Regions from separate parts of the Homo sapiens genome. Here regions 2, 3 and 4 are each linked to region 1. A link is a loop called in an ENCODE intact Hi-C map of the cell type or tissue named here. Cell type or tissue: CD4-positive, alpha-beta T cell. All regions are shown on one strand. Region 1 overlaps PCSK5 (proprotein convertase subtilisin/kexin type 5). Region 2 overlaps PCSK5 (proprotein convertase subtilisin/kexin type 5). Region 3 overlaps PCSK5 (proprotein convertase subtilisin/kexin type 5). Region 4 overlaps PCSK5 (proprotein convertase subtilisin/kexin type 5).

Region 1 (8,000 bases):
TTGGAGCAAATTAGCAATCATATGTTATCAAGGATTTTGAAGAAAATACTTCCCTCAGTATGAGCAGAAAACAAAGCTCCTTGCCAGCCACATGCCAGCCACCCCTCACTTGGGCCTTACTTGTTCTCGTTGCTTGCATCATAACGAGGCATTGGGTCCAAGTCATTCCCATTCACGTCGCAACTTGCCAGAGCATCCTATGGCCACAGAGGAGAGAGCAAGGGAAAGGAAATGGACATTCATTAATTAGCCAATGACCCACAGGCTCATGCATTTTTAAATACATTTCTGCCAGAAAGTAATTAGGTTAACTAATACGCTCACCTCACGGTTCAGTGGTGTCAGGATGCCTTAGGGAGGCAGTGCTCATTCAGTGATAATTAGTGCCATATTTTTCCCCCTTAAGGTGAAGAAGAACTCTACACAGACCAAACAAGTGCCTGGTTCATTCTTGCCAGCACTTTTTCCCCTCATACCTAGAATGACCCAATTCATGAAACGTATATCTTTCAAAGACATCCTCATTATTACCTTTTCTCTGAGGTACACCTTGACTACCTAGGCACAAAGTGATTTATTCTCCATAGACTCTCTCCCTACTCCTTACTTGATTTCTTCAGCTTGCAACTTCCTTATCATAATATATAGATTTCAGAAGACAAAAATCATTCACATATCATTGGCAAGCCAATTAAAAATCAATATTCGATCTTTATTATGTCAGGTATCTTGGGACCGCTATTAGACAACCCTCGTCTGGTTCCAGGTATTGTATCTACTATAAAGGAGTCCATAATTTAGACATTCTACTAATAACCATTGGCTTTTGGACCAACCAAAATAATGAACAGTTTTCCTACACTAAGATTTCAAAATGAGGAAACAGTATCTCCAGAACCAAAGTTGGATTTGCTTGTTTGCTTTTAAAACTGATTGTGAAAAATACCTGCATTACTGAAAAAAAATTACTAGTTACAATTGATCAAATTTATGTCACTGTAGCCAGCCTAATTTAATATGCTTTCAATTTTCTTTGATTGATTGATTAATTGAAACAGGGTCTTCCTCTGTCACCCAGGCTGGAGGGCAGTGGTGTGATCACGGCTTGGCTCACTATACCCTGTATCTCCTATGCTCAAGCAATCTTCCTGCCTCAGCTCCTGAGTAGGTGAGACTACAGGCAGGTGCCATCACACCCAGTTATTTTTTTTTTACTATTTTTAAAATTAATTATTTTGGTATTTTAAAAATTCAGTTAGAGCTATTTTTCATAATTTGGTTAGAACTCCTGAGGGGCATTCATTTTAGTATAGTAGAACATTTTTATAGCACTTCTGGTTATTTGAGTACTTAATGAATGCTTACTTCAAACATGGGCATAATTTCTGCCCTATGTCTTTTTCAGTTAAATTTCCTAAGAAAGATACAAGAGTATAAGGAGGGAAAAGAAGTCTCAGAGGGAATACAAGAGATTAAGACCACAAAGATATGGGGTCACTACAACAATTTGGCAGAAGTTTCTTTCTCTTTATGTTAGGTGGCTATAAGAAACATATGTAGATAAATAGTATAGGAATACAGATGCGGGGTAAAATGGTGACTCAACATCTTACTATCAAATGAAAAATGGGCTGCTTCCTCCTTCTAGCCTGGAATAATGTGGTGTTATTGAGAACCCTTCTCTGGAGTATAATTTGGCTTATTTTCAGTTCTGGTGGTCTGTTGAGTGGCTTGGTCTCTCTCTCTCTCTCTCTCTCCTCATTTTTTTTACTTTTATTAGAGATGAGGTCTTGCTGTTTTCCAGGCTGGTCTCAAACTACTGAGCTCAAGCAATCCTCCTGCCTCAACCTCCCAAAACACTAGAATTACAGGTGTGAGCCACTGCACCTAGCCTGAATGTTCTTATACTTTATTATTATTCCTAATTTCAATGTTCGTGAAAGTAAACACTATCTTGATTTTCTGTCTTTATCAAAGGCTCCTCTTTCTGAAAATAACTTTTAGTACATAGAGCCTGAAATGTTTCGGGAAATCAAGTAAAATATACATTGTATATACAGGTGGTTTAAGTTCCTGCTTCTTGTGCAAAAGAGGCTCTGCAGACCTGCTAAGTGTCCTTTGGAGCACGAAGGCTTCAGAGTGTATCTAATGTACCTTACTAATTTTACTGATAAGGAAAAAGAGGCCCGAAACAGAGGACCAACCAAAATGATAAAGTTTTCCTATGCCAAGATTTCAATATGAAGAAACAGTATCTCCAAAACCAAAGTTGGATTTGCTTGTTTGCCTTTAAAAGTGATTAAACAAATCCAGACTGGAGGGAACCCAAGTCTTTGACATGTTACCGAACGTGCTTTCTCTCTTACCCACCAGGTCCAACATAAAGAAGAACCGAGAGGGCACCAATCATGCTAATTGCACAGATAATTCTGGAGAATTTTTTTCTCAAGAGGAGAAAATGACAAACATAAAAGACGGCACTCACAATTACATGAATGCTATTTGTATTTAGTCAAATACATTTGTATGCAGTGGGGAACAGCAGCATGCTGTAAAACCCTCTTCGCGTGTGACAAGAAAGACATCTCTGCTGGGGCACAGGCAGCCATAGTTTCTATTCTTCTATCTGACCATGGATAACTCACTTCAGTCTTCAGGCTACAGTTTATTCTCCTATCAAAGGAGGAGACTAACCTGAAGTTCCTTTTTAGCTTGAAAATTCTATTCTGTAAAGAGACAGTTTATCTGAGTGCACTTAGATGCAGCAACTCAACTGTTTTGTTCAAATGAGAACTAAATGAATTTGTGGTTTCTTCTTAAGAAAGGAATTGATTCCTACAGACTACTGGGAGGCTGATCATTACTGTCCTTTAAAAAAAAGAAGAGGCAGAGAGAGAAAAAGACCAGCAGATAACTGGAGAAAAGTTCGAAGTACATTTTTCTCCATAAAAGAAACAAAGAGTACTGCCTGGCTGGTTGGATAAATTGTTGAGAACAGCGAATGTTGCTGGTAGCAGATGGTGTGGTGGCGGAGTTTCTGCTACCTTATTGCTTTCTTTTTGTAAGTCAGAACATCAAAGGCACTGGAAAGTTGAAAGGGTTATCTCATGCTTCCTGTATTCAAAGAATTCTCATCTTTTACCAGAGAGAAGCAAAACACAATACCCTATTGTACGTTGCTACATTTTTCAGTAGCTATCCACCTTTTTGATAATCCTAACATGAGTTTCTCTGTTTCCCAGAAGGAAAGACCTTCTAACCACAGCATACACTCACGTAGTTTTGCATCAGATCTGGATGGGTTCTCTCAATTCCGTCATCCAGGATAGTGACCACAATGTTCTTTCCCGTGTAGCCTCTCTTCCAGGCTCCTTCGATATTCATGTCAGACTGGCAGGGATGTGTATTGTCACTGCAGTGCTGAAAGAAGAAGAGCATGCTGCAAGATTACTAAATAGTGAGGAAATGGAAGAATTACCTATTTCTTTCTTTCTTTTGTTTTTTTTTTTCTCTGCTGCCCAGGCTGGAGTGTAGTAGTGTGATGAGCTTACTGTAACCTCAAACTCCTGGGCTTATGGGATCCTTCTCCCTCAGCCTCCTGAGTAGCTGAGACTACAAAGGCACACCACCATGCCCAGCTAACTTTTAAATTTTTTGCAGAAACAAGGTCTTGCTTTGTTGCCCAGGCTGGTCTTGAACTCCTGGACTCAAGTGATCCTCCCACCTCAGCCTCCCAAAGTGCTGGGATTACAAGTGTGAGCCATTGTGCCTGGCTCTACTTCTTAAGATAATGCATTAAATTAGCAGCAATTTGGCACATTGTCTACTAGTGTAAAAACATAGATCTCCAGCATGAACAAGGGAAGACAGGAAGGAAAGATGTGGGAAAAGCAAGTGAAACAGAAATCTCTCCGCCACCAGCTCTGTCCTGTTCTGATACCGTAAGTCTTTTGGAAAAGCATAAACTAAATAAAGTGTATCTCAACAGCAGAAAAATGGATGTATCATTTTATTGTTAACATGTTTTAATGACATACAAATAGGCATCATAGCATTTCATTTATAAATCCAAACCATGTCACTGAAGAACATAGACTTTATAATTTCTCAACCACGCGCCTAGAAGCCCATCCAGCTACAAATCGAACCACTCAGGCAGCTTCTCTGTACAGCAGCCAGATGTGTGCTCCTATGAAAAACCCATGGGCGAGAAAAAAATAACAGGTTCTCCACACTTCTTTCACTAAATTAACAATGGCTATTGTACCATAATTTGTAGCCAGTAGACAAATTCATCAAGCACTATTTTTTTGAGAAGGAAAAGAAGAACAGTGCCAAGTCCAGAAAGGTGTCCTACACAGGACAATGTGTGTGAAGGCTTCGAGGGGAAGGCTGTAAAACATGGAACCTGAGCTCATTATATATAGTAATTTCATTCTGCAATGGCTACAACATACAAACATATTGAAAAACAAATTAAGGCAGCAGCTTTTCCTGACATAATTTACTAGCATTCATCTAACCCACACAATTGTTCCTTTAAAGTCCGACTCTTTGAAATATCCCTCTGTGTGATGTGTGATGTTGTTTTCCAGGTTCTTAAGACTCGGGAGAGGAACAAAAGAGGAGAGCTGTGCTGCTACATAATTCCATAGTAACACGAGCCACCCCAGGTCTTTCCCTATTCACTACTTTCTTCCTGCTTTGTAACAAATAGTTCAGCATATCGGGAATGGAAGAGAATAGAAGCTTAATATGCCCTAAATACAATGGAGACTTCACTGCCATGGATTCACTTAACACACACGTCATTGAGTACCTACTATAATTAAGAAATTATAAAGTATATGTTCCTCAGTTACCTGGCTTGAATTTATATGCTAGGGTATGGCTGTGCGCAAGGCAGATGAGGTCCCTGTCCTAAAGGCGAGACACAGAAGATAAACCACCAAATAAACAAGACCATTCAGAGAGCTCCCTGTGTTTTAAAGGCTCTTTGTGTTTTAAACACTGTGATATGATGGTGAATGCTGAGGGATCTGAGTACACCACTTTAGATGAGATGGTCAGAAAAAAGACTCCAGTCTCTGCAAACGTGAAATGTGAGAAGGAGTTGGTCTGCCCAAGAGCCTAGGGACAAGTGTCCTGGTAGAGGACACAGCAAATGCAAAGATGGTAAGGCAGGAAAGAGTTCAGCGTATCAAAGAAAGAGAAAGAGGATGGGTAGGATGGGTATTGTTGGAGCTTAGAGAACAGGGAGAGAATGGCACAGAAGGCAGAAAGTTAGAAGCGGAGGCATGGTCAAATCATTCAGGGTGTTGTAGGCCACAACTCGGCTTTTATTCCAACTACATCCTAAGCAGAAGCTCCTTTCCAAACCTCATCCCTTACAGGTGCCTCCAATGCCTCCGAAATAAATTTGTTAATTAATTTATTCCCCAAATGAGACTGCCTTTTGTTGAGTGTTATAAATACATTTGAGTAGTTTCAAAGATTCATTCTAAGAAAGGGTGCACCCATGTTTTTATGACAGACAACATTGATTTCCTAGAGAACAGGGGCTTCTACATTTTTATGAACATTTGTATCTTTCCCCCATCTTCCTGACTTCTTTCTGGCACCTGAGGCCCTGAACACACACTCTCTACTATTCTACTCTACTAACCCGAATTCTCTCTCCCTCGTGCCTTCAGTTTTTGGGGCCCAGCTATGGACCTACCTCTTAACACATAGCCTTTTTCAGCCTACTTGTCTTTGTCTCTTCTCTGAACTTAGAAATACACCCCCCAACCCACACCCACACACACACTTTCTCTCTCTCTCTGTGTCTCTCCCTCTCTCTCTGTTCTATGCAATCCAACAACGACCCAGTGAATTGTGCCAAACTGTTGTTGACTGTTGAATCTTGGGTGTGAATTTTGTCTCCCTGACTGTAAGCCCTTAGAAGACCAAGCAATAAACTAAGTCTGCCCTAGGATTTCAAAAATATTGGCTAATTATATCCCAAAAATGGGGGCATATTCTCAACTTTATTTCCACTATGTGTACTGCTCTGACTTCTTCCAAGATACACTGCCAGCAAACACTTGGTTAACAAAGATTGATTAAAAAAATAGTGTAGATTTCTGAAATGCCTCCGTTTTTCAGAAGCCTCATTCTGGCCAAGAGTTTTTGGGCCTCTCCTCACCACATATTTTAATTTAACACAAAGCAACCTTGACAGGTTTTTATTCCATTCTCCTTTCAAAACCTGCCGTGGCCACCTGCGGTATCGATTGTGACATGAAGTCATGTTAATGTGGCCAAGAGGTGGGCCGGAGGAAGGAAATGCACAGGAAATGGGTAACCCACAAATGGGATAACCGGCCTGGAGTGGAGGGATGCTGCCTGAAATTGTAATTACGAAAATTGAAGAAAACCAGCCGTCTACGGAAAACATGCGTGTTAAAAGTGAAGCAACTAGGTTCCTTTCTTCCACCTCTGCTTCTGTTGAATCTGACTTTACCATTAAATATTCTTGTACCACCTTTTTGCTTGTTTTCTTTATATACATCACTATGGTAGGAGGTGAAAAAGAAGAAATATCCAACTGATGCTTTCATACGGATAATCTAATATAGCAAGCCACCAAAATACAGATGACAAAAAGGAATGTTAAAGCCTAGGGTGTCTTTTGCAAATGTGAGTAATAAGGTGAGAGGGCATTTAAATCAGAACCCTGAATCCTGAATGTGGATCTTCGACTTTTAATGCATTTCAAGTGGCCCAGGCTTCCAAATATGTTTCTAATGTAGTTGTTTCCTATACCTCAAGAATCCAGAGACCAAAGGCTATGGGAAATACTGATGTCACCCAACACTGACCAGAGATGAAAATGAGTTCATTTCCTTAACCGCCTAGTTGAAATGGTCTTTAAACTAGGCCCTATTTATTTGACAGGAATCTATGTTACAGCAGCACCCAGAGGCAAACGGAACACATATTAGCCATGATTCCCTCATACATCATCAACCATGGTGAGAAGGTCTCTGCCAGAGGTGGAACTAAAGAAGAGTGTCTAGAATTGTGTTACCACACATGCAGCCCACAGCCTGGTGTTCACCAAAGGGGCCAGTCAGAAATTTCCAGCATATTTGAAGCTATTGAAAACCACATACGTGCACAGTATATGCAAGATAAATATTTATAGTAAATGTAGGTATTTTCAGTTCTGAATAATGCACTGTACTTCAGTGATGGTCTATTAGGTATTTAGAAATGACACTGGACACATAAAATGGAAAATATCCTTAAGAAACAGCCAATATCACAAGGTCTCCACTTTCTTATCCATATCAGCTTGTACTTTTTTAGGAATGAAATTTTAAAGACATTGTCCTGTGAGTTCAAGAAATGGCCTTTTCCATACCAGGGTTATGAGCTATTCTGCTTATAAACCACTCTGGGTGCATCCACTTCTCTTGGGTCTTCATAAACATCTCACAGCTCAATGAAAGACAGTTTATACCCCAAATAAATACCTTTATTATGTTCTCATCATCATTATTTTAAGACTGAGGTGGGAGGTGCTGGCAGGGTTTATGGGTGGGAGGGCTTATGGTATTATATTTTTTAAATTTCTCTAAGTTCTGAGGGTCTCCAATGAACTGCCAATTTAAATGCTGTCAATAATCTGCTAACAATGAAAACATCTGTTGTTCATTATTATTGATAGAGTGGCTTATAAGACTTCATCTCCGACTATACAACATTAACAAGAAAATAAAATTAAATATCCAAAAACCTGTTTTACAGAGAAATGAAGACATACATCTAATCAACTAGGTAAAGGGTACATATACTCAAAATTCTTTGTAAAATTTGGAGTTCAGGAGTTGTTGGAAGTTAAAAAAAAAAAGAATTGATATTCCTTAAGTGAAAATATAACTACCGTTTACTAGGTCCTTACATGGCCAAGCATTTTACTAATCACTTTATCTGGATTACCATCATTTAAAATT
Region 2 (8,000 bases), 280 kb before region 1:
TTTTCTTTTTTTTTTCTGTTTTTGTTCTTTGAAAATCAGATTTTATTATTGGTCAATGTTTGGGTCACTGTGTTCTTTAGAGTAGCTACTGTGCTATGCAACCTAAATTTATCTCATCTTAAGTTTGTCCCAAATCATTGTTAAACATCAAAATTATCCCCTACTCACAGGCTTTCTTGTTGGTCGGGCTATAAGTAGGTTGTCCCAGGTTAATATACCATTAACCAAGGAAACATTGGAAGTGTTCCCTTCTCCCTTTCCCTCCAACAGCATTTGATGGGCAGGCTTTCCCAGGAAGTCACCTCAGCAACTCCATGGGACAATTTCAAGGACAGAACAGCTTCAAGACATCACTCAGTCAATACATATGGAGACCTTGACTAGAGCTCAGGGATTGCTCAGAAATCAGCATGGCTCACACAGGAAAAAATTAGAAAACGAAGTTCTAGCTCAGAATGTGGGATTTCAATGACCCTGACCCTCAATCAATGTTGACATCTTACCATTTTCCTTATTACCTCCTCCCTCCCTTTCTCCCTTCCTTCCTCTCCTGCCTTTCATCTTCTTTCTTCTCATCCTAAGAGTCAGCCGGGTATAGATGGCGCTCTAGTCACACCTGCCTTCAGATCCCAGCTATGCCGCCGAAGGGTAGGGTAACCATGGATACGGTAATTAAACTCTCAGAATCCTACTTTCCTTGTCTCTAAAATGAGAGAAAATAATTCTGCCCTTATAGGATTGTTGTGAAGACTAAATGAGATAATACGTGTCAAGTGCTTAACATAGGGGCACATGGATACAGTAATTAAACTCTCAGAATCCTACTTTCCTTGTCTCTAAAATGAGAGAAAATAATTCTGCCCTTATAGGATTGTTGTGAAGACTAAATGAGATAATACGTGTCAAGTGCTTAACATAGGGGCACATGGATACAGTAATTAAACTCTCAGAATCCTACTTTCCTTGTCTCTAAAATGAGAGAAAATAATTCTGCCCTTATAGGATTGTTGTGAAGACTAAATGAGATAATACGTGTCAAGTGCTTAACATAGGGGCACATGGATACAGTAATTAAACTCTCAGAATCCTACTTTCCTTGTCTCTAAAATTAGAGAAAATAATTCTGCCCTTATAGGATTGTTGTGAAGACTAAATGAGATAATACGTGTCAAGTGCTTAACATAGGGGCACATGGATACAGTAATTAAACTCTCAGAATCCTACTTTCCTTGTCTCTAAAATGAGAGAAAATAATTCTGCCCTTATAGGATTGTTGTGAAGACTAAATGAGATAATACGTGTCAAGTGCTTAACATAGGGGCACATGGATACGGTAATTAAACTCTCAGAATCCTACTTTCCTTGTCTCTAAAATGAGAGAAAATAATTCTGCCCTTATAGGATTGTTGTGAAGACTAAATGAGATAATACGTGTCAAGTGCTTAACATAGGGGCACATGGCTACAGTAATTAAACTCTCAGAATCCTACTTTCCTTGTCTCTAAAATGAGAGAAAATAATTCTGCCCTTATAGGATTGTTGTGAAGACTAAATGAGATAATACGTGTCAAGTGCTTAACATAGGGGCACATGGCTACAGTAATTAAACTCTCAGAATCCTACTTTCCTTGTCTCTAAAATGAGAGAAAATAATTCTGCCCTTATAGGATTGTTGTGAAGACTAAATGAGATAATACGTGTCAAGTGCTTAACATAGGGGCACATGGATACAGTAATTAAACTCTCAGAATCCTACTTTCCTTGTCTCTAAAATGAGAGAAAATAATTCTGCCCTTATAGGATTGTTGTGAAGACTAAATGAGATAATACGTGTCAAGTGCTTAACATAGGGGCACATGGATACAGTAATTAAACTCTCAGAATCCTACTTTCCTTGTCTCTAAAATGAGAGAAAATAATTCTGCCCTTATAGGATTGTTGTGAAGACTAAATGAGATAATACGTGTCAAGTGCTTAACATAGGGGCACATGGATACAGTAATTAAACTCTCAGAATCCTACTTTCCTTGTCTCTAAAATGAGAGAAAATAATTCTGCCCTTATAGGATTGTTGTGAAGACTAAATGAGATAATACGTGTCAAGTGCTTAACATAGGGGCACATGGATACAGTAATTAAACTCTCAGAATCCTACTTTCCTTGTCTCTAAAATGAGAGAAAATAATTCTGCCCTTATAGGATTGTTGTGAAGACTAAATGAGATAATACGTGTCAAGTGCTTAACATAGGGGCACATGGATACAGTAATTAAACTCTCAGAATCCTACTTTCCTTGTCTCTAAAATGAGAGAAAATAATTCTGCCCTTATAGGATTGTTGTGAAGACTAAATGAGATAATACGTGTCAAGTGCTTAACATAGGGGCACATGGATACAGTAATTAAACTCTCAGAATCCTACTTTCCTTGTCTCTAAAATGAGAGAAAATAATTCTGCCCTTATAGGATTGTTGTGAAGACTAAATGAGATAATACGTGTCAAGTGCTTAACATAGGGGCACATGGATACAGTAATTAAACTCTCAGAATCCTACTTTCCTTGTCTCTAAAATGAGAGAAAATAATTCTGCCCTTATAGGATTGTTGTGAAGACTAAATGAGATAATACGTGTCAAGTGCTTAACATAGGGGCACATGGATACAGTAATTAAACTCTCAGAATCCTACTTTCCTTGTCTCTAAAATGAGAGAAAATAATTCTGCCCTTATAGGATTGTTGTGAAGACTAAATGAGATAATACGTGTCAAGTGCTTAACATAGGGGCACATGGATACAGTAATTAAACTCTCAGAATCCTACTTTCCTTGTCTCTAAAATGAGAGAAAATAATTCTGCCCTTATAGGATTGTTGTGAAGACTAAATGAGATAATACGTGTCAAGTGCTTAACATAGGGGCACATGGATACAGTAATTAAACTCTCAGAATCCTACTTTCCTTGTCTCTAAAATGAGAGAAAATAATTCTGCCCTTATAGGATTGTTGTGAAGACTAAATGAGATAATACGTGTCAAGTGCTTAACATAGGGGCACATGGATACAGTAATTAAACTCTCAGAATCCTACTTTCCTTGTCTCTAAAATGAGAGAAAATAATTCTGCCCTTATAGGATTGTTGTGAAGACTAAATGAGATAATACGTGTCAAGTGCTTAACATAGGGGCACATGGATACAGTAATTAAACTCTCAGAATCCTACTTTCCTTGTCTCTAAAATGAGAGAAAATAATTCTGCCCTTATAGGATTGTTGTGAAGACTAAATGAGATAATACGTGTCAAGTGCTTAACATAGGGGCGCAGTAAATTGTAGTTCCTTCAGCTTCCTGTTGATTCTCTCCTGCCACCATTCCACTCCCTTTCTGAGGCTTGTTTTACTCCCCTCTTCCTTCCCTCTGGTTTCATACCTGGGTGGCCTGCTCAGCTTCTGTGATGACAATCATGGATACAAAGCTGATGAGCCTTGCCATAGATGAAACTAGATTCAAATACAGATGATAGAAAGGTACATACATAGATAGGATGGATAGACACAGATATGCGGATAGATGCAAATACAGGTGGAGATGGAGATATAAATGATTAGGCTGCCAGGCTGGGTAGTTGGTTTTTTCCTAGCTTGGAGATAAAAATTTACCCTGGCTTTCTTTTATTTTTTGAGACAGAGTCTCGCTCCATCACCTAGGCTGGAGTGCAGTGGTGCAATCTTGGCTCACTGCAACCTTCACCTCCCAGGTTCAAGCGATTCTCTGGTCTCAGCCTCCCAAGTAGCTGGGATTACAGGTGCCTGCCACCAAGCCTGGCTAATTTTTGTATTTTTAGTAAAGATGGGGTTTCACCATTTTGCCCGGGCTGGTCTTGAACTCCTGACCTCAGGTGGTCCACCCGCCTTGGTCTCCCAAAGCGCTGGGATTACAGGTGTGAGCCACTGCAGCCAGCCCCCTGGTTTTCCAATACACTAATTAAAGCTGATGATTGACTGATGTATTCTCTCTGGGGCATCTGCTAAGGGCTGAATTTAGCCTTGTGCAGAGCCACCTTGGCCACAGGATTGTCACAAAGGTGTTCCGCATGCCTCTCAAAGTAACCGATTCTGTCCCCGAGGGCTTTTTAAAACTGCAGTATCACTCAGCCCCAAAGAGAAGGCAGCCGAAAGGCAAGCAACAATCCTGTTGCTAATAGTCAGATGCTCACTGAATGGCTGAGAGCAGTTGTTCAAAGAATAATAAGGCAACAATATTAATCAGACAGTGAACACCGTGCAAATCTTCAATGTTCTATGTCCAGGCTTCAGGCTGATTTTCCTTTGATGTTATCATGTATATACTAAAATATATTTATAAAGACATGAGTTTTCATCAATTTTCTCATATTTGTATAAGTTTTAATGTCTATATCTACAAATATGCACATATTTATAATTACATGTATCTCACGTTCTGGCAATTTGGTATTTTACTGCATACTCCTGGTATGAAATTCTGTAATGTCAGCCAAGCACGGTGGCTTATGTCTATAATCCCAGCAATCTGGGAGGCCAAGGTGGGAGGATAGCTTGAAGCCAAGAGTTTGAGACCAGCCTGGACAACATGGTGAAACCTTGTCCCTTAAAAAATAATAACAAATAAAAATAAAATAAAATTCTGTAATGTCTTCATATGTCCACCAGAGGGAGATCTGTACAAGCAGTTAACTTAGCAATTAGGCCTGGGCAGGGCATAAAGTCCTCCTCAGCAAGAGTTCTTTATCATAAAAGATTGGGGACTTAATCTCAACAAGTAAATTTTAACCGTGATCATAGTTTCTCTTTTTCCAACTTTGGAAATTCTAGACTGGACAGGACCACAAAAAAAAAAAAAAAAAAAAAAAAGAACCACTTTGACCCAGAAAGTGCAGTGTCCATTCTTCAGAAATGACTGTAGCTAAACTATATAAAGCAAGGGGTTCATTTATTGTATTTATTTTTTATTTAATACATAATTCACTCATGGTGCAAAATGGAGAAAAGGCATGTACTGTGATGTCTCTCTCCCAATCCCTTCTCCACCCTTTTTCATACAAGCTGTATCTATTCACACGGTTTATCACCTTGCCTGTAAAGTAAACAAGCAATATATTTGGAAATCATTCTTTATCAGTACAGAAAGAACCTCTTCCTTTTGGTGGCTCCATAGTATTCTATTGTATGAATACATCGACTTTATTTCTCTCATCTCCTGCTGGTAACCACTTAGTTTTTTCCAGTCTTTGTGATTTCAAACAATGCTGCGGTGACTGGGAAGGCAGAGGTGCTTCCTTAGCCTATTAAAGTTCTGCAAGGACAGAGGCTTTTCTTGATAGCCTCTGCCAGCCATGACCATTTAGCTCGTCACGAATATCCTTATCTGTTACAGAAATCTCCACTGCGGAACTTCTCACAGTCTTCCCTCTGAGTGCCCACTGATATGTTGTGTTTATTGCCCCTCCTGTCTCCAACTTTTTCTAATGACCTCTGCATCTCTGCACCCCATTTGCTTCTGGCCTCCCAGCTTCTTGGGGTGATTTCTCCACGGAGACCATCTCCAGAGATAGTCTCTGCTGCTGTGATTGTTGCCTCCCTATTTCCCTGTTACCTCTTTTGATTTGAACTTTCCACCTTCGTCGCTCCTGCAGCAGGCTCTTCACCACAGATAGGTTTGCAGTGGACACAGCTTCTTTTTTATTAAAAAAAAAAGTGTTTAGTTTTTTTTTAATGCAAAAAGGATAAAGAAGATAAACTTCACCTATAAACCCACCACCCAGAAATGTCTGCTGTGTATACTGTGGTACATGGATGTCTCATCTTCATATTGAGTGTGTGAGTATAATTACATCTATGTATAGATGTGTCATCATTTATAGCTTCTGTACACATAAGACTGACCCTGAACACTGCATTTAACACTATAAATCTCGTAGGTATTTTCTCTTGTCATTAGCATTCCTTGTAAACATCATTTTTTTTTTCCACGAGGAGTCTTGCTCTGTTTCCCAGGCCAGAGTGCGGTGGCGCCATCTCAGCTTGTTGCAGCCTCTGGCTCCCAGGTTCAAGCGATTCTCCTGCCTCAGCCTCCCAAGTAGCTGGGACTATAGGCAAGCACCGCCATGCCTGGCTAGTATTTTGTATTTTTAGTAGAGATGGGGTTTCACCGTGTTGGCCAGGTTGGTCTCAAACTCCTGGACTGACGTGATCTGCCTGCCTTGGCCTCCCAAAGTGCTGGGATTACAGGCATGAGCCACCGTGCCCAGCTGTAAACATCATTTTCAATGGTTTGCATATTTATTTGTATGGATGGTAATTCATTTAGCTTTTTTCTTTTGTTATATTTTTGAGATTGTTCCCTTCTCTTTTTAAAATCGTAAAGCTGCTCTCAACATCTTTGTGAGTATACATTCTTGGCTAAGTCAGGATTCTGCCTATTAGGTATCCCGACTTACCATTATCTGGTGCCTTTTTTTCCAGGGCCATTTCCCTTAGAGCCCTGTTTATCTCTATACCCTCTCAAATGGCTTTCTTTCTTTTCTTTCTTTTTTTTTTTTTTGAGAGAGTCGCGCTCTGTTGCCCAGGCTGGAGTGCAGTGGTGTGATCTCGGCTCACTGCAACCTCCACCTTCCAGGTTCAAGTGATTCTAATGCCTCAGCCTCCCAAGTAGCTGAGACTACAGATGCGTGCCACCACACCTGGCTAATTTTTGTATTTTTAGTAGAGACAGGGTTTCACCATGTTGGCCAGGTTGGTCTTGAATCCTGGCCTCAAGTGATCTGCCCACCTCAGCTTCCCAAAGTCCTGGGATTACATGTGTGAGCCACTGCGCATGGCCCCAAATATTGCTTTCTTTTGTGACCCAGGGAATGCTGCTTTCAAAGCAAACTGGTGTTTCAAGTGTTAAAACTGGACCGAGTCAAATAGTTAGGGAGTAGACGAGACTTTATTGTGTTATATGTGTCCTGAGAGCTTTATATACATTTTCTCATTTCATTCTTAAAATGACTTTGTGTGAGGCAGTTTCATGTTTTCACTTTACAGAGAAGGACACAGGCTCAGAGAGGATGAGTAACTCACTGAAGGTCACACAGCTAGCAAAACACAGAGCTGGGATTTGAATTCATGTGTGCTGTGCCCTAAAGCCTGCATCTGCTAGAGGGTGTAGACATAGGCTTTAGAATTTTTCAGCAATAAATTTGAATTCTGAAGTAATTTGATAGAAGCCAAAATAATGGTGTGCTGGTAAGACAGGTCTCTAGAAAAATGAAAAACCAAAAACCTGATTTGTAGTGTTTCCAATTTCTGTGGTGTAAATACTCCCACCATAGCTAATTTCAAGCTGTCAATGGTTTCACAATCCACTTCCAGAACTCCTGAGTATATAACGATCTGGGCAAGCTGATACAGATGCTTCCTTTGTCCTACTGGCCAAACAGTTAATTACTTACCCAGTGCCATGTGTTTTTTTGCACTCTGTGTTCTGGTAGGTTAAATAACTAAAAATGGTGTACTCATTTCTAAGTGAGACAGCTGTACACATCTATAAAGTCTCTCTAAAAATCAGATTTCCATGGCATCTTTGAAGTTTTCTAAAGTTCAGTGACTATTAGGCAACGTATCTTCCCACTACTGAAGTCGATTTATTTTTTTTCACATGTGAGTGACTTTCAGTGTTTGTGACTAACTCTGGGATTTCAGTCTTTCCCCAAGGATTAGAATTAAGATCAAGAGACAGGCTAGTGATAAATTGTTAGGATGTGGTCACAAACACAAAGCTAATTCACCATGTCTGTGTTCTGTAGATTAGACTATCAGCAGAATATGTAATTAGAACCTGCTATAACATTGTTTTAATCAATGATGGAAATATGAGGTAAGATAAATGTGCAGAAATTACTCCTAGGACTCTCCAGCACTACCGGGGGAAACCACTTAAGAAAATCCAAATGGTTTAACAGTAGCAGAGGAAAGTGCTTCC
Region 3 (8,000 bases), 140 kb before region 1:
AGATCCAACTGAATTTCTATTCGCTTACTGATGTAACCCTTATTAATCAGAGAGGAAGAAACCTATCATAGGACTGTACACCACAGAAACAATGATATAGACACATGCACATACACACACACACCCCCCCACCCATAAACAGGACACTCAAAGTCCCTTACTAAAGGTGTAACTAATCCTGAAATGAAAGGTTGGTTGAAGTAAAGATACACAAAGACTATATGTTTCTATTAAAGTCTCCAGGCCAGTAATAGCATTAGGGTATCTCTCGTCTGGCGTAAAAAGAACACCTCAACACCTCTAAAATGACTGGAGGTGACTAGGGTTAAATGTGAACATTTAAATAGTATAAGGAGATGCCTCTGCTATGAAATAGGTAACTCTAGATTATCTGAGCTACTGTAGAGTTTTAAGTGCACATAATCATAGTAAGCTCTGTATAGACTCAGAACTTCTTGAGGGCAGAGGGATTTATATTCGTGACCCCTGACCCTTAGATGCAATGCATGGTTAACCAGTAGCCCTTAGGAGCAGCCTGGGCTTATCATGGAGAGTAGAATTTCTGGTGTCTGGTGGTAATAAAGAACAGAGTCACGTTTAGTTAGTTTTATAACTTTAAAATGCTCAAAAACATACTCTTTATGTCTGCACCTTCCTTGGTACACAACTGCCACATTTGACAGTGTTTATTTCTCCGGGGTCTCTTGTCCTGTAAGAGTCCAGCAGTGATGCCTGCTAATGGATCACAGCCCAGTCACCATGCTTCCGTTTCACCTATGTGCCATGACCCTGTGCAACCTCATGGCAGGGCAATAAGCATGCGCTGCAAAGAGGAAGAAAGGAGAGAGGAAGATCCTGGGAACTAATGTAGATTATGAAGAGGTGAAAGGGTCTAGAAACTCTGGGCTATAATCTGCATGTTTTCTCTATCAATCCTGCCTTATTGACAAACATTTGCTTTCTTGATAAAAACTTGGTTACCACTATATTCAGGCTGCATTCTGGAGGTGAGCTGGGCACAGATACTCTTTAACAAAACGTTTATCCTGATTCATTGTGACCTGGCCACCATTCTGGCTTTGACCTCCCTGATTATGGGACCACTGTGGCAAACAAAGATGAACCTCATTACAGAACTAGGGAAGGGATAACCAAAATGTACAGTCAACAATGGATCTCTCAGAATGAGTAACTTTCTCAGATTGGCAGGCAAAAGTCTGGCAAACGTGCCCTTTATCCCTGTGTTCTGCTGTGTGCCTCCTTTGCCCTGTGCAGCTAGCTGTATCTGAATGCTACACACTCCCACAATTACAGAATGTCTAGGTTACTTTATTCTGTAATCTGGAGAGGGCTAGAACTGGATGTCAGTCCTAAAACTTCCCCCAAGCCTGGTTCTTCTAAAGAGGACTGGACAGAGCACTGAGAAGGAGGACTTTATCTGATGGCTAAAGATGTGTTCATGGATGGGTGGGAAGCTAATTAGTTATCAAACAGATCATTCACTGCTGAGCCACTCTGTAGGGCTCTGTAATGGGCAACACAGTCTCTCACCCCATGTTGCCTTGTACTTTCCCTTATTTTATATTATAAACAAGCTTTACAGGTTAGCATGAAGACGGGAATAGGCTGTGTGCAGAAACAGACTGAGCCTACCTGAAAAGACCTTTGTTAACATCATAATTTCTGTTTTACATGTCAAGAAGGGTTTCTTTTTCCTTGGCTCTTGGGCTCATGCAGGGAAGAATATCATCATCATTTTCTTTGGTGGTACCCAGATTAGCTGGCATGGGCCGAGCTCAATGTCTTGCCTAAACTGAAAAGTAAATTTAGGGAAAACTAAAAAGAAATAGATAACTAAGGAAGCCTGTCTCTTCTTGTGAGATCATGCAATTGAACTCAGTGCCGGTGGACAGGCTGGCTTGTTTACAGACATAGAAAGTCTGGGAAGCTGGTTAGAGATGTGGATCATGTATTCTGAAACATCAATCAAAAGCTGTCATGTTTTGTTCTATACTATATGTATTCTTTATTTCCTATCCTTAAATTACTATCTCTCAAATGGTAATCTTGAGAACTGAAATACATGCAGGTAATTCAAAGCACACATGAAATGAACCACATGAGAAAAGATGCTAATATGTGAGTGTGAAACACTCTGGCCAAAATATACTCCATCATTTTCTTCTACACAGTAGAACAATGTATAGAAAGGGAGTTCTCACCTGGAGTCTTAAAGTTCCTTAGCTGAGAGGGAGTATCATAAACTTCAAGGACCCAGTCACCAGCAGCTCTTTCTCCCCAGCAATGAATGGTCATGAACTCCCAGTTTTTGAATCCTTCCATGGAGTGATCAAATAGCCTGAAAGTGAACAAAACATTGTTATGTGCGATATTTCAAATCCAATGAGGGTCTAGTTAATACCACAATCGACACTGTTTTTTGTATCCATTAGCAAGTTCAGCTGGGCACTAGAGCTGGTCTGCATCCTGGATGTCACCAATTTGCAGATATATATATATACATATATATATAAATCATTGTTTTACCACAGAGAAACAGAATTGGGGCTGGCTATGTAATAGCAAATCTGGAAGGGAGAACCCACTGGGGATCAGGAAAACCAGGTTAAGACTCTACCTACAAGACTGACAGTAGAGTATTGAAGACGTGGAGGAGCTAGGGCTCTCTTATACTGCTGATAGGAGTGCAAAATGATACGAGGCTCTGGAAAACAGTTTGACAGTTCCTATAAAGTTACACACACACTCACCATAAAACTCAACAATCCTCCTCCTACCTATTTAAACAAGATAAATGAAGACATATGTTCACACGAAAAACTTCATATGAATGTTCATAATTCCCCAAAACTGTAAACAACTCAAGTGTCCATCAACTGGTAAATGTGTAAACAAATTATGGTACAGTCGGCCCTCTGTATCTGTGGATTCTGCATGTGTGAATTCAATCACAGATTGAAAATGGATGACTGTATATCCATACAACAAACTACCCAGTAATAACTACTAATACATACCATGATATAAATGAATTTAAAAAACATTATGCTAAGTGAAAGAAGCCAGATACAAAAGACTACATACTGCATGATTCAATTTATACAATATTCTAGAAAAGGCAAAATTATACGTAAAGAAACAGATCAGTGGTTGCCAGGGGCTGGGGAGGAGTGAGGAAAAGAGGCATGGGGAATTTTTGAGGGTGATAGAATTGTTTTATATGTTGAAAGTAATGGCGTGTGGCTATACAGCAACACAGATTTGTCAAAACTCACTGAATTATTCACATAAAAAACTGAATTTACATTGTAGGTAAATTATGCTTCAATAAAAAGACTGCCCACTAATCTTATCCAGTTCAGGGAGTTATGCCTGAAATCCCAGCCTAGATCCTGCTCTTTCAGTCCTTCCAGTGATTTCCAAAGCTCCGAATTTGCAGTTTAAAATCTCTTCCTGCTTGAAATAGCTAGAATTATTCTGTTTCCTGCAATGGAATCCTGAAAGATATGAAGTATGAAGGGAAAGAAAACAAACAGATTCCCTTTCAAGAATAAAGAGACATTAATAATGTATAAAATTAACATATTAAGAAATAAGTGGGTGCAGCGGTTCATGCCTGTAATCCCAGCACTTTGAGAGGCTGAGGTGGGCAGATCACCTGAGGTCAGGAGTTCAGACCAGTCTGGCCAACATGGTGAAACCCCGTCTCTACTAAAAATACAAAAATTAGCCGGGTATGGTGGTGTACCTGTAGTCCCACTACTCAGGGGGCTGAGGCAGGAGAATCCCTTGAACCCAGGAAGCAGAGGTTGCAGTGAGCCTAGATCATGCCACTGCACTCCAGCCTGGATGACAGAGGGAGACTCTGTCTCAAATAAATAAACACATCACTTATGCAGGTATATAGCATAGACTTGACTACCCAAATAAATATCCCAAAGATACAGAAGACATTTTCTGTAAAGATGAAACCTACATAGTGGAAAGTGAAAGACGGGGCAAGTCCTTTTTGTATAGAACTTTAAAAAATGATGTTCATCTATTATTTCACTGAAAAAAATAAAAAAAGAGTAAAATATTGCAAGTGAGCGAGGCAAACAGAGAGGAAAAATATCTCTAAAATTTTCTTAGGGGCAATCATGTCCAGTTACTGGGATATTTCTCTCCTTCAATGGGGACAAATGGTAACAAACGTTATGGTAACTAAAGTTTGATGGCTATTCAGAACACACAAATCAACTCTCTTTGCTTTAATCTCATGTTTACCAGACAAACTGGTGGTTATAATTTGACCTTCTCTGTACCTCTTCCCATTGAGAGAAAATGTGCCCTTCTAAACATAAAAGTAACTAGTTCAGTCTTCTTATAACAATATATTAGAACTCTGATTTTTTAAAAACGTATTTTATCAGTGTGTCTGAGGCTCTTTCTAAAATGCCAGCAGGATTCTAAAGCTAAAGGGTTCAGAAACACAATTTTGGATTGTGATAGGTAAATGGCTAACACTTTGCAATATTCCCTAGAGAAAAGCAATAAACAGGAAAATCACCTGCTATATGTTCCTGAACCCTTGAAAGACAGAAAAATGAAAATTATTAGGCAGCATTCTCAGGTCTCCCATGGTCAAAAAATTTGGGAAAGGCTGAATCAAACACAGATGAGTAGAACTCTTTAATAGAGGACATCTCAGATCTTCAGAATATGCAAATGTGTTTTATCAATTTCCATAATGGGGTTAACTGGGAGGCAGTGATTTTCAAAGTTTACCTGGACATGAAGCCTATTCTCTCTCTCTTTTTAGAACATCTGTATATGATCTATAAAGGTTCCCTCTCGAAATAGAGGAGCGTGGCACTTCAATGAGGAACCAGGTTGGATCTGGCAACTTTGGCTCACAGTGACAAGGATGAAGATGGTAGCTTTTTACATGAATATTTTCCCACTGGAATGGGTCCTCAATAGAGAAAGGATGGTGCACTTTATGGAGATTCTACAATCCACTGAACAACCACAATCAGCTCATTTCACAAGTTTATGGCTTAAGACTAGACTTGGACAAGAAGAAATGGCTGTGTCATTATATACTTAACTTACATCCATTGAATCCCTCACTAAAAACCCACAACATGTGTATGTTGGGCAAGAAGACAACAGAGAAGGGGAAGAGGAGCTTTTTCAAACTGCCCTTTCTAACAGAGAGATGTTGTTAAAGGGAATATGTTGATATAGAAATGGCTAGAGGCAGAAAAGCAGTTTAGAACCACTTCCTTCCTTAAGTCCCACAGCTCCAGCTTAAGCTCTAATTCGTTGAGGCCATGGTGCCATTTGAGGGCACTGAAGCAATAACTTGTCACATAATACCTCTCCAAGAGTGCCGAACTTAAAAGCAGTTCCCAAACAGTTTAGACAGAACACTTGGCTCATTGCCTCACATCCAAAAACTACAAAGGAGACTTGAAGCTGCCATCACATGAGGGGCAGTCTTGTTTCCACAACCTCAGCCAACTTTTAATCACTCATGGGTCAATGATTTGACTGCTGGATTAGCAGACCCTACGTTTCTTCCCTTCCACCCTTTCCTGTCCACCTTTGAAAGTCATTTCATTGCTACCAATCACTTTCAAATCACATCGGGCACAAAAATTAAATATAAACTGACTGCCAAGAAGAAATATCCACAAATCAGAATTCAAGTAAGTGTTTCAAAGCCCAAACATAAATGAGCTCTGTCTATGTGGCTAAGCAGTTTTCCACCCCCTGGTCTCTTCACATTATTCAGAGTTGGAATGTTCATTAATTTCATGTGAATATAAGAGTTGAGGAGAGGAATGAAAATGCAGCCAAACACAACCATCACATTTTGCTGAAAGAGTTGATGGGGAAAAAAAAACAGGCACCAATGGTTGTTGTATCACCTAACTGGGCTTTACATTGCTAGTTTCATTCCGTCCTTTATAAGTACACATTGTTGTGTGTTTTAACTTGGATTCAATACTTCAGCTACTTCTTATTTTCTACCATTGTAACATTAAAGGAAACTGCATCTCTGCATAAAACAAAAGGTAATATAGCTTGTAGGTTTGCTTTGCATTGCAAAGAACATACTTGCTTAAGACAATCAAGTGTCGAACCATGGACACCTGCTACGGAGATTCCAATTGTGGGATCTTCTTTTATCAACTAAAAAGCTTAATGCCCAGCGTGAACATCCACGCTGTGCCAACAGTGAAGAGATCAGACACATGCCAACATTATTAGTGTGGGTAAAATGTCAATAAAGCAGAGCCAGTGTGCTGAAAGCCTAAGTACATTAACTCCATGCCTTTATCCACTTCTCTTGCAGTGAAATTCTGTCCTGTCAAAGTTGACTTCATAATCACGTGCTCGATGAAATGATATATGCATGCGATGGCACAAATTATGCATCCAGTTATTGAAATGGTGCCCCACAGCCCTATCCCTGCAAGTGGTTTCCAAATAAATTACTTTGGATGAAGCCTGGTAGAAAAGATGACCATCAAGTGTAGTATATCCTTTTGAGGAATTAACTCAGGAAATAACTTACATAATTACTGTAAGCTTTATTTCCCTTCCTCTTAAAGAGTCTAGTGAATGTATCAAGGCCACAGCATTCTTCTGTGATGTTATGGCAACTAAATAACAAGATGTTTTATAAATACTGACAGCTATGTGTTATCATATAATTATTTCTAAAATTGTAAATGGATCTTAATTTCAGAATCATCCACTACTATTCAAATGGTATTTATGTCCACTACAGAACTAGACATCAGGCTAATATTCCTGGAAATTTTCTCTTTTCTCTCTTCTATTTTTTATTTTTTTAAAGTGATTCATTACAATTTAAGGTAGAGCTTGAAGAACTCATTTGGCTCCACTGTAGTTGAGTTTTTGGTTTTCTTTAGATGTTTGGTTTTTGTAAGTTTTAAATAATTTCTTCTGATACAGGGTATTTAAAACATACTATTTGCTTTTTCTCTCTTTCCTAATCTCAATTACTTCTTTAAGAAAGATTGAGAAGGAGAAAGGAACTGGTTCTAGAGGTCTGTAATACCTAAAATGATAAGTTTTTTTTTTTTTGGTAAAAAACCTTCCAATATGCAAGCTATTATCAATTCATTCACCAACCCCAAAATGCATTCCTTCTTGTGGGTACATAAGTACTTAATCTTCCTCAAGATTTAATTCATTTTAGAGTAGATGGCTTTTATTGAAATATCTGTTTTATATTATAAGCCCCTTTGTAATTTCCTTGCACAGCATCCAGCAGCATACTGCTCCCAAGTCTTTTGATGACACAAAAGTAATAAGAATGTGTATGAAAAAGCTGGATGATCTTTTAAATCCTTGCTATTTAAAGTGTGGTCTGTGGACAGGCAGCTTCAGGATCACCTGGGAGCTTATTAGAAATGCACATCCTTGGACCTCACCGCAGACTGATAGAATTAGACTTTTTGGGAGAGGGACCCAGCCAACTGCATTTGATAGAGTCATGTACCAGGTGCTTGGAGAAGCACTGTGTAAATAAGAGTTACCACTTATTAAGTGCTTACTATGCTAGGCACTGTGCTAAGTATGTAACTGTACGTGATCTTAATACGTGTACCAACCAACCCTGTGAGGTATATACTATTACATCTATTTTATAAATGAGGAAATTAGGCTTTCTAAATTGAAACACAGATATCAGTGAAGTCAAGAAAAACCCAGCTCTGTCTAACTCCAAAGGCTGTACCTTCTTTTGAATGAAGGAAGAAGGTTCACGTGGTTGGGTGTTACTGGAATGTAAAACATTCACTGCAAAAGTGTAATTTTTACTGCAACCCACAGATGCATTTATATACCATGATGCCTTACAAATGTCAATAGTCTGTCATTGAACATTTGGGTAGGGAAGTGACAGAAATGACTGAAGCATAAACACTACATTTAAAATATATTTAATTATAGGACTCCAT
Region 4 (8,000 bases), 61 kb before region 1:
AGACAACACTGTATGGGAGTACCTTCATTATTCACATTCTATGCTACTTAGCCACTCAAAAGATGGCTGATGAGAGAGATGGGAAATACAAATGCAGTTATTTTCTACTTCTCTGGTGAGAAAAATGGAGCAAAGAAGGCTTTTGTGGATAGTAACCTATTTCTGCTCATTTCTGTCTTCTTGCCATTTCTTATGCGACATGACTTCACTCCCTCCTCTTCCTCCACATCTGAACCTCACCAATCTATCTTTTCAGCCCCATACCAGGTAGTCCGTATTATGATTTTCTGTGCACACAATAGGTCACTAAACCAAGAAATTTTTAATGTTCTTTTGACTTTTTAATGATGCACTGAAGTTATCAGATGCAGTTATTAGCAATCATATTAATTTTACCATTCACAAATGAAAATCCATTTTCTGTGCTTCCTGAGCATATCAAATGCAGCCGACCTCACTTTCAAAAAAATAGAGAGCCTAATAATGACTATAGGATCAACTGTAAATGACAAAATTTTAAGTGCCATTTATAAGCTACTTTTAGTCATGATATTGTTCATATCCTAGTCCATGAATGGAGAGCACGTTGCACTGAATTTAGGGACTTCAGGTCAGTTTTCTAAAGTGACACTTGGAAATGGTGAGTAAGGTGGTCAAAGACTAGTGTCAAGGACAATGAATCAGTGCTGCAAATACAGAACTTGCCTACAACCCTATCATTAGCTAATTTTATGTTTATTGTGTGAATAGAAAGAAAAAAATTGAGTTACTTATCCACCATATCTGCTAGAATATAAATTTGGTAGAACATCAACTCACAAAAGGCTTAGTAGAATCAATTTCCTTATCGGAGATGCCCTTTCTTCATAAGGGTTGATTGACACTGAGGATTTACACACTTAACACTGCTTCTTAACTTTATCAAAACAGTGTACAAGTTGGTGTGACCCTTGGCTCCTGACAGCAATATCACAATTGTGTAGATTTCTTTTACTTTGTTTATTTTCACAGTATAACTGGAAGAAGAAAATCAGTCTTACATGGAGAAAGAATAGTAGAATACGTGTGATGAAATAAAAACTGGGTGTGTTTACCAATGGAAATAAATATGCTTTCATACAAAGAATTCTATTTTGATGAACCTTTAGATATTCTGTATATTCAGGAACTTCAAATAATACAATTTTGGAGCTGAATAATGTCCTATGGATATTATGTAAAGTTGGACACATAAAAGCTTCATTCAGTATAATTTTACATTTCTACATAAGGGAACTAAGGAAATGATGTTACCAGAGCCAGTTAGAGGCTAGGCTGGGACCAGAATGCACCCAGTCTTGCCTCATCCAGTGCTGATTTCCCCTGACTAGTACTGACACCAAGTGTTCCTAAAAATGCTTAACAACTTCTTTAGGAAAACATGCTTAACAATAGTGGATTCGAGAAAATTAAAAAAACAAAATAAAACAACCTTCTCTTCTGCCTTATCTCATTTGCCAAATCAACAATTCCCAAATAATTAGCTGCTTTAATAGTCCCTCGATGTCAATTCATACTGGTCAATTCTGTTTTTTCTCAGACCTCATCTCATCTGTTCACAGAGGCCTCAGCAGGACTCAGGTGATTAACTTCCGGTCACTCCTTCCTACATCCTCCATGCTTTGAGCCCCTGCACAGTTTTCCCATTTTGTGGGGGCATCTCACACTGGCTGGAAAGAGGGGCAGGCAGACTAGGTTTCTCAATTCCTCACTCAAAGCAGCTAAGAAAATAAATGTATATTTCATATGCTCTCTGAAATAACCACAATCAATTACTAGCACCAACACAGCTGTTCTGGGTACATCCACCATCCCAGCATTGCCATTTTTGGGAGAAGAAAAGCTATTCTCACACCTGCCAAAAGTTTTTACAACTTGGTTCATCCCAGAGCAAAGGCAAAACCATGCTCAGACTTTCAGGAGGGCCAGGTTTATGAAATTAAGAAGGACATTTCTAATATTAACATTGATTACCAATGTTGAAACTGCTCAGAAATGTGTATCACCTTTAAATGTATATGGAAGGGGTAAAATTTGAAAAATTCCTTTCATAGAGAATAAAAACATTTATTATTGACAGAGGTATGAAAGGAACTTACTGTAAATATTTGGACAGGCACTTGGAAAGGAGGATAGAGGGATATTCCAGCAATAATGGAAAGTTCATACTCTTCTCTAAGTTAGCTCTAGATTATGAAATCTCTCACTGTGAAGTGGTTCCAAGTGCCAGCTCAAGTCTGCAAGGGTAAACTACCCTCATCTAGAGCCCAGCATGGGGCCTGAACTGTCACACGCCTCTACTACATGAAGTAATAATACTTGATCTTACACGGAGTAACTCCTAACATTTCTGAAATAGAGAAGATCAGCCCTCTCCATTTCCTACCCATGAACACAATCCTGTCTTAATTAAAACAAATTATGCTTTAGAGAAAATTACAGCTGTTATCAGGCTCGCATTATTTACAAGCCTCTATAGTGACTATTTTTGGGTCCTTAAAGATGCATCCAATGTGGCCCTTCCTTTTAAAAGAAACCCATTGCAGGACTGCATACTTCATATGTGCAATCTTATTCAGCCTTCACGATAGCTCTGTAAAGCAAGTCCTATCATAGCCTTTTCTCTGGGAAAGAGAAGCGCTGATAATTTGTTTCCGGTGAAATAGCTAGACAGTAACCAAATGGAGCAAGAGAGGGACTCTATACCACTATAGGCCTCATCCAAGGATGAACAGGAAGAGAACAGAACAAACAGCAGGGTTCAGGGGTGTGCCAAATCAGTTGCCTGGATGATCAATTCTCCAGGAACTCAGAGAAGATCTTTGTTGTAGTGTTCACTTTGGTGACCACAATTCAGCTACGGTTGACTAGGAGCTGAGTGTGAACAGATGGGCCCACCTGACCCACTCGACAGGAGCTGCTATCGCACAGAGCACGATGGCAGAAAGTGCCACAGTCATTTTTCTTACTGGCCATGTTGCCTAACTTTGCCAAGACTCAGTTTACAAATCAATAAGCTGAGTGTTCCTGTGAGGCTCATGCCCATGCCCACCTCAACTGGCTATAGGTGTTATAATAATGTTCACAGCTAAATATTAGGTTTGACTGTATTCATCAAACATGAGGTGAGGAATGCAAGCTCAGGTGAAGCAGAAAAACAAACCTGCTATCTAAGCCATATATACTTTAAAATCAGTTGATATTATCAACTGAGTTCCATGGGCCCTTGTTTGTTACATAGTGGTTTTTCTTTTCCGACTACTGCTGTATTATATTGAAGGAAACTGATCTGTCTGTTCTCCCTATCAACTTTCTCAAATCTCTGTTTAGAATCATAGAAATTCAAAATTAGTAAAGACCTCAACTTGACCTAATCTAATCCCTACATGATTTTGAATCTTCCCTTAACAGGGACACCCATACTATACCATACTAGAACACTCTTGTGAGGAGGAGTTCACTTACCTCCCAGGTAGCCCAGCAGTCACTATAAACAGAACGAACCAAACCAAAAGAACAAAGGACTGTTATTGATAACTGATTAATCTAGGAGTAGAATAGTCTAACAGAGGGATTTAAAATAGGATTTGCAGAAGTTGATTTAAATTGCCCACACAGTTACTAATGGATCTCTAAACTAAAACTGAAAACAAGATGATAATAAAAATTTGAAATTTGCACCTACACAAGGTTAGAATAGATTTGTGTTCCTCTCCACAAAAATGCACAACAATTCACATTAATATAGTAACCTAAATTTGATACTTGGATGTCAGATAACTTTGTGCAATTAAATAATGTGAAACCACATATGTATTTATGAAAAACACACATTTCTTTGTTTCCAAAATGGATGATATTATATTGGGTACACTCGGCAAACCAAGTCTTAGCTTTGTTAATGTTCTAAATACACAGAATTCCACCAGGATGTAGTTAAATCTTGAGGGAGAATTTCTAAAGCAAATCCCAGTTAAAGTCAATTTTCATTAAGTGGAACCAATTTTTAAATAAGCTCCCTTTTCTTTCCGCCTAGCTATATATCATTCCAAAATTTTACATTTGCTGACCAGTTTAACAGTAATCTGTCATTTATTAAAAAGCAAACTGGTACTAATCCTGCTACAGCTGGGTGTATATCAGATAAAAACATATCCCTCCTGGATGGAATTAGTTAAGTTTATTATGATTATTACTACTGCTTTCATTATATCTCTTCTGTCCCCTCGTGGTGAATGTATGTCTTTAATTTAAGGGTGGGGAAATATGTGTATGTTCACTTGTGTGTATGTACAAGCAATCTTTGCTTTCAGCAAACACTCCACATAATCCATCAGTTTTTAAATCTGGTGAATTGAAAAGGCATTTGATGATGGGAAGGGAAAATAGTGGTCAGAGTCTTCCTAAGAGACTAAACAGACATACGCCAATGGATGTCTATCAAATGTCTTGGTTTCCATCTGGACCCCTAAATACAATAGAGTCAGGATGGGATGAGATACACAGTTTCAACAGAATAAAGGGGCCAATGATCCTGATTTCACTGACTCTTCTTGACCATCCTTGACAATGGCTCTGTTCTGTTAGAGTTCACTGGAAAGCTTTAATTGGTATTACTAAAGCCGAAGAAACTCAAAGAAAAATGACTTGAACTTCAAAGTATACTTGTAGATAAAATGACAAAGCAAACCCTATAAGCTATGCTCCTAAAACATCTACAAAAAACTGCATGATTTCTCCAGAAAAAAAGACTAAGATAAATGCCAAACCAGTGCTTGGCATATAGTGGGTATTCAAGAAATACTTCTTCTTTTTTTTTTTTTTTTTTTTTTTGAGATCTCGCTTCTGTTGCCCAGGCTGGAGTGCAATGGCCCAATTTCAGCTCACTGCAACACTGGCCTCCCGGGTTCAAGCGATTCGCCTGCCTTAGCCTCCTGAACAGCTGGGATTATAGGCGTGCACCACCATGCCTAACTAATTTTTGTATTTTTAGTAGAGATGGAGTTTCACCATGTTGGCCAGGCTGGTCTCGAACTCTTGACTGCAAGTGATCCACCCGCCTTGGCCTCCCAGAGTGCTGTTATAACACGCATGAGCCACCGTGCCCGGTCTTAAAAAATATTTGAGTAAAATAATAATGGGAATACTGGTAACCTTAATATAGGCTTTTCTGACTATGAAAAAGATACCATTTCAAGTTTTTTTCTCTTTTTCTAAAAAATGTTATTAAACACACTTGTCAGGAAATTGTGAAATGCTGTCAATATTATACACCTGCTGATGAATATCGATTGCAACAAGTGTATTAAAATCCAATTGGGGCAAAAAAGATGATTCCAAGGCAACTAGATTGTGCTACAGTAAGTCTTCTTATTGTGGGCTGTTTACTCTGCTCTAGCTTACCAGATTGTGTAAACTGAAGGGACTTTCGGAGCTCGCTTGCACTTCATTTAGAACATTTATTCATCATTATACAGTGAACTCCCCAAAGACAAGGGCTGAGTGCTATTCATCTTTCCCCACCATCTAGAAAAGTGCCTGGAATATTATAACCCCTCAGTGAATGCCTCTTCAATGCAACCAGGAATAAATGAATGAACAAAGAATCAATCATAGAAAACTTCAGGGTCTTAGCTTCTTATTCTGACACAAACCCTGGGGTCATCTACAGCTGAAGCATTGTCAACTCACTCACTTGTTTTATAAAATCATTTTCCTATTTAGGACTGACTGGGAAGATGAAGCCAAGAATGTTTCCTGAGAGAACACTTTGCTGGCCATGCCAAGGAGCCAAGCCAAAGGCTCACCATGGTAAATGAAACTGTGTAAGTCTGAATGAGAGAAACTTTTAAACTGTCCTTTCCTAAGATGACATGTAAAATTTCAATTCTGAGACCCTGGCAAAACTGACAAAGAACCTGTGAGAGAACCTATATGCCCTACTAAGAAGCCTAGGATGTTCCTTGTCAGTCATAAGGAGCAATGATGAGTTTTAAAGAGAAAAAAAAAATGACAAGATTTGCCTATGAAAATACTTCATTGACTGCAGTATTCAGGCAGAATTGAAAGATGAAGCTCAAGCTGGGAAGTTTGGAAAGTATGCTATAGTAGAAGTCTGTATGAGAGATTTGTTTCTAACTGTGAGGACAAGAAGGCAGATGGATTTCCTAAGGTTTTAGGAAACAGTACATGCAAGACTTACTAGATGACTAGCATGAGGAATGGAAGAAATCTCGGGGTTAGGAAGGGAGACTGGGTGAATGGGAGAGCCATCAACAAGTGAGAGAATACATAAATGTTGATAAAATTAACCACTAATATTATTTCTAGTTCCAATGTTTGGACTCTAAAGGTCTAATGACTTTAGGTGAATTACACAAACTAATTCCGCAAATTTTAAAATGAAGTTAAATTTAAAAGCAATTCAAAAAAGTAATAAAAAGAAAAGCTTCTATGTAGTTAAAGTTGAGAACCGTGGTTAAATGCATCATTTTACTACAGGACTTCTCAGAACCCTTAATATGCTTTTATGTATTTATTTATTTATTTATTTGTTTGTTTGTTTATTTATTTATTTATTTTTGAGACAGAGTTTTGCTCTTGTTGCCCAGGCTGGAGTGCAATGGCGCAATCTCAACTCACTGCAAACTCTGCCTCCCGGGTTCAAGTGATTCTCCTGCCTCAGCCTCCTGAGTAGCTGGCATTACAGGTGTGGGCTACCACGCCCAGCTAATTTTTGTATTTTTAGTAGAGACAGGGTCTCACCATGTTGGCCAAGCTGGTTTCAAACTCCTGACCTCAGGTGATTTGCCCACCTCAGCCTCCCAAAGTGCTGGGATTACAGGCGAGAGCCACCACACCCAGCCTTAATATGCTTTTAAATCTTCAAAAGGAGCATATAATAAGTGGTGTTTCTTAAGTATACTTGACAATAAAACCTCTCTACCCCCAACCCCTTTTGCCTATCATTTTATTAAATTAGTGGTTTATGCCATATACTTTAGAAAATATTATCTTTGATATTTTTCCCACTTACATAGGTCATTATTTTATAATAATCTCAAGATTATATAATGACCTTCTGTAAGGGTTACTCAGCAACATGAGATTTAGAACAATAAAAATTTTATGGTATTTTGCATGATTAGTCAGTATTTTGTTTTTATTACCTTTGCCCATTTTAAATAGTGATAATGACTAAGATTCATAACGTATTTAGAGACTTTACATTGTTACAGGAGCTCTGCTGAATATTTTACAGGAATTAATCATATAATCCTTACAACATTACTATAAAGCATTTACTAGCATTTAGCTCCATTTTAATATAGAAACAAACTGATCCTCAGAGAGGCTAATTAACCTGAACATGACACAAAAGTACTGGAATTCATATTTCCAAATCCAGGGTCTGGGTACTTTAACCACCATACTACACCATGTATGTTTATAACATTTCTAGAATATTAAGCAAAAATAATACCAGTGTGATCCTTAAGTAAATTATCTCAGTACATGCATCAAATTGGCATGGAAGTCATTTATAAATTCATTCACTCATTCATCCTTTCTTCACTAAACCCCTGCTGAGTGCCAGATACTATTGTGGGTACTTGGGTACAAGCATCGAAGAGACAATGAGATCAGTAGAAATAATCAATAGAAGGAGGTATAATAATTACAAAGAAGGGATTCTGAAGGGCTGGAGTGCGTGTGTGTCATATTGTATATAGGGAAAACCAGCGAAGCCTTTTAAAAAGACAAGTTAGATGAGAGCTCAGAGAAGCATGGGGTTTTGTATACAGGGTCACTGTGACCTTGTCAAAAAGCAGCTTCAGTGGATTGCTGGGGTGGAGTCCTGAAGCAGTGCCTTCAAGAGATAATGGAAAAAGAAAGTTGGAGGATGGCAAGGTGGGACAACGGCTTCAGGGAATCTCATTTTAAAGGGAAAAAAAGGAGAA

The links. A loop is a pair of places that touch in the nucleus more often than their neighbours do. Peaks named below come from ENCODE experiments on the same cell type or tissue, not always from the same donor. Only the 100,000 strongest peaks of a DNase experiment are listed, where the experiment ranks them.
Region 2: it touches region 1 in a loop (4-fold over the local background); 5 of 110 quality-filtered maps call a loop at or near these places.
Region 3: it touches region 1 in a loop (3-fold over the local background); 5 of 110 quality-filtered maps call a loop at or near these places.
Region 4: a loop joins it to region 1, with 2.1 times the contacts of the local background. A loop is called at or near these places in 7 of 110 quality-filtered maps.

Annotation. Positions count from the first base shown.
Region 1 is chr9:76,019,158-76,027,157 of GRCh38, reverse strand. It overlaps PCSK5 (proprotein convertase subtilisin/kexin type 5), which reads right to left. Exons shown (of 38, transcript NM_001372043.1): 4 at 3,277-3,420; 5 at 121-197. Among named protein-coding and RNA genes, the nearest start is that of PCSK5, 130 kb to the right of the region's middle. RefSeq lists an enhancer at 2,502-3,701. In CD4-positive, alpha-beta T cell, no CTCF peak of the experiment used is centred here; a DNase peak (open chromatin) is centred at 3,047; H3K4me3 peaks cover 881 bases; H3K27ac peaks cover 3,016 bases.
Region 2 is chr9:76,299,848-76,307,847 of GRCh38, reverse strand. It overlaps PCSK5 (proprotein convertase subtilisin/kexin type 5), which reads right to left. Exons shown (of 38, transcript NM_001372043.1): 28 at 5,631-5,711. Among named protein-coding and RNA genes, the nearest start is that of RFK, 91 kb to the left of the region's middle. In CD4-positive, alpha-beta T cell, CTCF peaks have their summits at 4,535 and 4,734 (motif pointing right); a DNase peak (open chromatin) is centred at 4,707; H3K27me3 peaks cover 498 bases.
Region 3 is chr9:76,164,063-76,172,062 of GRCh38, reverse strand. PCSK5 (proprotein convertase subtilisin/kexin type 5) reads right to left here. Exons shown (of 38, transcript NM_001372043.1): 13 at 2,223-2,359. Among named protein-coding and RNA genes, the nearest start is that of RFK, 230 kb to the left of the region's middle. In CD4-positive, alpha-beta T cell, no CTCF peak of the experiment used is centred here; no DNase peak of the experiment used is centred here.
Region 4 is chr9:76,080,077-76,088,076 of GRCh38, reverse strand. The region is part of intron 7 of PCSK5 (proprotein convertase subtilisin/kexin type 5); the gene reads right to left. Among named protein-coding and RNA genes, the nearest start is that of PCSK5, 190 kb to the right of the region's middle. In CD4-positive, alpha-beta T cell, no CTCF peak of the experiment used is centred here; no DNase peak of the experiment used is centred here.